2 separate regions of the Homo sapiens genome follow, and region 1 is linked to region 2. A link is a loop called in an ENCODE intact Hi-C map of the cell type or tissue named here. Cell type or tissue: ascending aorta. All regions are shown on one strand.

Region 1 (2,500 bases), 460 kb after region 2:
CGCCAGCACATCTGACTATTTTATTTTTATTTTTATTTATGTATTTTTTTGAGATGGAGTCTTGCTCTGTTGCCCAGGCTGGAGTGCAATGGTTTGATCTCAGCTCACTGCAACCTCCGCCTCCCAGGTTCAAGCGAGTCTCCTGCCTCAGCCTCCCGAGTAGCTGGGATTACAGGTGTGTGCCACCATGCCCAGCTAGTTTTTGTATTTTTAATAGAGACGGGGTTTCACCATGTTGGCCAGACTGGTGTCGAACTCCTGACCTCAGGTGATCTGCCTGCCTCGGCCTCCCAAAGTGTTGGGATTACAGGTGTGAGCCACCACGCCCAGCTTTATTTTTAGTTTTTGTAGAGACAGGATCTTGCTATGTTGCTCAGGCTGGTCTCGAACTCCTGGCCTCAAGCAATCCTCCAGCCTTGGCCTCCCAAAGTGCTGGGATTACAAGAGTGAGCCACCATGCCCAGCTGCTTTTGTTTTTTTAAACAAATTACAGCGTTAGCCTCACTCTGTATTCTTGCCTCATCCTAGATAAACTTACTAGGATTCCCAATAATAGAATTACCCTCACTCCCTCATAGCATCCAATTCAGAGCATAGCACTAATTCCTTATATCCTCTCTAAAACCACCTAATACAAACTCAAATCTTAAAATAAATCCTTTCTAACACCCTTTTCTGGAGGTGCTCCATGGTTCCTTCAGTGAACAACAAATCCCGCTTGTTTCACTGCCGAGATGTTCCTGGTATTTGACTCTGGAAACAACTGACTTCATCTCCAGATTGTTCGCGTGGAGAGCAATGAGAAAATACACTGGAATTTTCACCCCTACTTACATGCCCAAAACTAGTCTCCTCCTCTCTACTTTGTCTTTTCTGACTTTGTCTTCTCAAAAGAGGAAAATAATTTTGCAGTATACCCACTTCACTCCTGGAAGGAGTTCAAAGTACTTAGCATGAAATTAATTATTGTAAAGGTTTAACTGTGAGTAATTGCCCTAAATGAAGTTTGGATTACTTCTTCTGTTTGAAATGACCTGTGTTCGGGAAGCTTGCTGAGGATTCCTAGAGACTTCCTTTGAAAAACATTTTCCTGTAAAAATGGAGTCTCTGTATTTTCCCTGTATTTCCATAAAAAGTCTCAGATTTCTTTCCTGATTAGAGTGGTTTTCCTTAGAAGACTTAAGTGTGGAGAGAAGGTATAATAAGGACAGATATCACTATGGAAACAAGTTAGATAATCATAATTGTATTTGCTAACATCATTATCAAAATAAGAACAAATTTGAAAAGATTCATACATGAAGAGGATCTTTCACCAAACTTGGTACATTCCTTTTGCTTTGTCTGGCTGGCTGTTGTTTTTGCTTTGTTTGGCTGGCTGGTGTTAACTACTTGGGGGTTTTCTGAGTCAGCGTCATGTTATACTCATGGTGAAGAGGTCCTGCCATCTAGTGGCCAAATTGCAAAGTGCTACTAGCTTATTTAAAATTGAACCCAGTGTTCAAGGAGCGCAGCAGGTACACCGCACTCCTTGGGCTTCCATGAAATACGAACAAAGCCTCAGCTATTTCAAGATGCAAGGAATCCTTTAAACTTTTGGGAAACAGTCTGTCTTTTGTGGGAAAACAAAGTCTTCATTTGGGAAGGACTGATTTGACCTTGAAGCTGAGGTCACTTTGACCCTATCTATATATGTTTGTGAGTCTCTGTTCTGAAACCAGGAGGGGATATATTTAGGCAGCAGGATTCTGGGAGCACAACAGGTGAGAATGTGGATTTTAGGAACAGTCCTTGCCAGCCTGGGTTTCCACTACACCCTGCAAAGGTGCAGCTGAATTTGGAGTGGTTAGGGTTTGTGTTCCAGAGGGCCAGAGATAATTGTGGAGTTCCAGGGGATGCAGGGCCCAGAGAGGTGAGCTTGATGACTGAGCTTAGGGCTAGGAAGATCAAAATGTGTCAGCAGGCCAGGAGCTGGGGCCATGAGGGAAACTAATCCTCAGGGCTCTGAACAGGAGCTAAATTGGAGAGAACAGGAGCAAATTATAAACCAGGTCAGGATGGTCCTGGCCTCTAGCTGAGAAAAGAATTGGAGTATACTGAGCTTGCCTTTACTGACCTTGAAACTGGACAGGTGGCCGGGTGTGGTGGCTCACACCTGTAATCCTAGCACTTTGGGAGGCTGAGGTGGGTGGATCACTTGAGGTCAGGAGTTCGAGACCAGCCTGGCCAACGTGGTGAAACCTTGTCCCTACTAAAAATACAAAAATTAGCCAGGTGTGGTGGTGGCACCTGTAATCCCAGCTACTCGGGAGGCTGAGGCATGAGAATTGCTTGAACCTGGGAGGCAGAGGTTGCAGTGAGCCGAGATCACGCCACTGCACTCCAGACTGGGTGACAGAGCAAGACTCCATCTCAAAAAAAAAAAAAAAAAAAGAAAGAAACGAAGAGAAAAGAAAAGAAAAAAAGAAACTGGACAGGCACAGAGAAGGGGAGTTGGAGG
Region 2 (2,500 bases):
TCTAAAAACTGAATACATCTGAAATTGTCTTGTTTTGAAAATAAGTGGTATTTTACTACTCCTCATTATGGGTGAATTTACTTACTATATTGTTTCAAAATGACGACATCTATTAAAATAATTTTGTCCAGATTTATTTCAGCAAAGCAGATGAAAACAGAAATAAATAACAAATTTAAAGATTATAAAAAGTAAAAAAAAACCTTTCATCAAATCAAGACATATCTAAAATAATCCAGCATTGGTTTATAAGAGAGTGTGTCCCTAACAAAAAATGCCAGCCACAACAAAGACTACCAGAGAGTATATGAAGAACATTACAATAGCCAATTTCTCACCCAAAGTGATAAACCTTTAATCCACAACTCCATAAAGAATGGAGATAATTTTTTCTCAAAAATACCCTTAAAATTGTTGGCTTTCTACTATAAAAATTAAGACTCTAAGATAACTCAAAACAAGGATTAGCTTTCTTCTAGTAAGCAGACATGTAAGTGATTGATGATTTAATTTACCACTGCAGCAAATACTAATTTAACCACCACTACCTTCTCAACACCAGGAAAATGAAAAATCTCAGTCTTTAAAGGCATACGTGACAAGAAAGAAGCCAAGAATATCGTAGGATGATTAAACCACACAGAAAAACCATGGCAATCCTGCTGCTGTACTCTGAAAAAGGATATGCCATTCTTTCAGGCACGTATGCCTTTAAGGAATATGTAGAGATTATGATTTTTGTGTTTCGTTTAGTTTGGTTGGGTTTGGTTTTCCGGGAAAGACGGGAAGATCCAGGAGAGTTGAAAGAAGTGCATTAAGGAAGGTGTCAATGACTCCCTCCCACCCAAACTGGGGAAACTTGCTTTAACAATGATGCTCTTTCACCCCTAACATCCTACCAGTTTCTATACATCCTTCAGGCAGCATTCCTCCCCTCCCCTATTGCTTGATTCGCCCCTCACGTTCAGGAGAACGGGCTGCCCCGACTTTGTTAGTCTGGCGGTCCCCGCGCACCCGCCCAGACCCGCAGAGTCCAACAACGCAGCCACGCAGCCACCCACTCCCCGCACCTCCTCCTTCACAGCCAGCTTCCCCTCCCCCCGTCCTGTCACCTGCTTGGGTGGTGTCCGTCAGGTCGTAGCCGCTGCCCGGGAAGTCTCGGAGTTTCCGACCACTGAGGCTCAGGATGCCGGAGCTGCCCGCCTCTTCCAGGGCCCGGTCCAGGCTCCTCACGGTGTGCTGAGGCTGCAGGCTCCCCGGGTTCCACGGCGGCCCGTTGGGGAACGGCTGACCGAAAAGAGTCGGTACCGGGATGGGGACCACCAGGGTCCCGCCGCCGCCGCCGCCTCCCCCTCCAGCCCCGCCACCTCCCCCTCCAGCCGTGCCACAGCCACCGCTACTTCCACCTCCACCACAACCGCCGCCCCCACTGTTACCGCCTCCTCCCTGACTCGCCGCCATGTTCCTGGGAGAGAGAATAGCCCCCGACAATACTGTCAGCCTGTGCCGCGAGTGTAAGGGGTTCTTAGGACGCATGCGCAGACTGGGGGCGGGGGGTGGGGGGCGAGGTAGAGAGTGGGAAGGAACCAGGGGGCGGGCTGGGAGGAGGTGTTGGATAGAGAAAAGATGATGTTTGAAAGTGCAGAACGCTTGCTTTAAGAAATGTATGATAAGAAGGATGCTAAATCCCGGTTCTGCTGCTTTGGGTACCAAAGTCTTGCGAAACGACACCAGGCGAACTATAGGTCATCTGGGCTGTATGTCCCCAACTCTCTAAGTTGCTTCACTGTTTCCGTTCTGCAAAACAGAAACAAATATATGAGCTAGGGATGAAAGGGATTCGTTTCAGAATATACAGAAACAGCACTTAGAAGGGCTATGGGGCAGCTTATTGAGAAGCTTACTGCAAATGCCTCAGGAATCCTTTACCAGTGTTAGAGAAACGCTGGGGAGTCACTTGGGGAGGGAAATGAGTGCAGTGTTGAGTTTGGGGCATATATGAATTTCTCCATAGTTTAGAATTCTATAATAGGAAAAGATTTGTAAAATGTTTTCAAGGAAGCCTCTCGTTTCAATGTATGTAAGTCTCAGCCAGACTGTTGCCTTCCAAAACTTGGAAGAGTTATCCACATTCTGTTCTATCACTCTTTGAAGTTGTGCCAAGATCTCCAAAATACCTCTAGTTTCTTCTCATCGTGTCAGTACTGCCTGATGAAAATCTCTTTGATCATCAAACAATCTTAAGTTATTTCTGAAATACAGGTTTTGTTTTTAGATGGAATTCTGAAGATTTAACCCTGGGTATTATGAAGCCAATCGATCTTGAATTTTAGGAGTTCATTCTCAGAACCTGAAGATATTTTTAATGTAGAAGACATAGAGAAGAAAGTTCAAAGTCCTTTATCTGGCATTCCAGGCCTCCATAATTTAACCCCAGACTATCTAGCCGAGTTTATCACCCAACCATTTAGGCCACTGCCATCCCTTTACCCACTACCCT

The links. Hi-C counts contacts between places; a loop is a spot of excess contacts. Peaks named below come from ENCODE experiments on the same cell type or tissue, not always from the same donor. Only the 100,000 strongest peaks of a DNase experiment are listed, where the experiment ranks them.
Region 1: it touches region 2 in a loop (5-fold over the local background); 10 of 110 quality-filtered maps call a loop at or near these places.

What each region holds. Positions count from the first base shown.
Region 1 is chrX:115,689,359-115,691,858 of GRCh38, forward strand. No RefSeq gene overlaps it. Among named protein-coding and RNA genes, the nearest start is that of PLS3-AS1, 130 kb to the left of the region's middle. RefSeq lists an enhancer at 311-1,065. In ascending aorta, a CTCF peak has its summit at 1,457 (motif pointing left); a DNase peak (open chromatin) is centred at 1,423; H3K4me3 peaks cover 897 bases; H3K27ac peaks cover 1,834 bases.
Region 2 is chrX:115,232,581-115,235,080 of GRCh38, forward strand. LRCH2 (leucine rich repeats and calponin homology domain containing 2) reads right to left here and starts at 1,516. Exons shown (of 21, transcript NM_020871.4): 1 at 1,113-1,516. The coding sequence starts at 1,461. In ascending aorta, no CTCF peak of the experiment used is centred here; DNase peaks (open chromatin) are centred at 1,141 and 1,461; H3K4me3 peaks cover 1,824 bases; H3K27ac peaks cover 1,678 bases.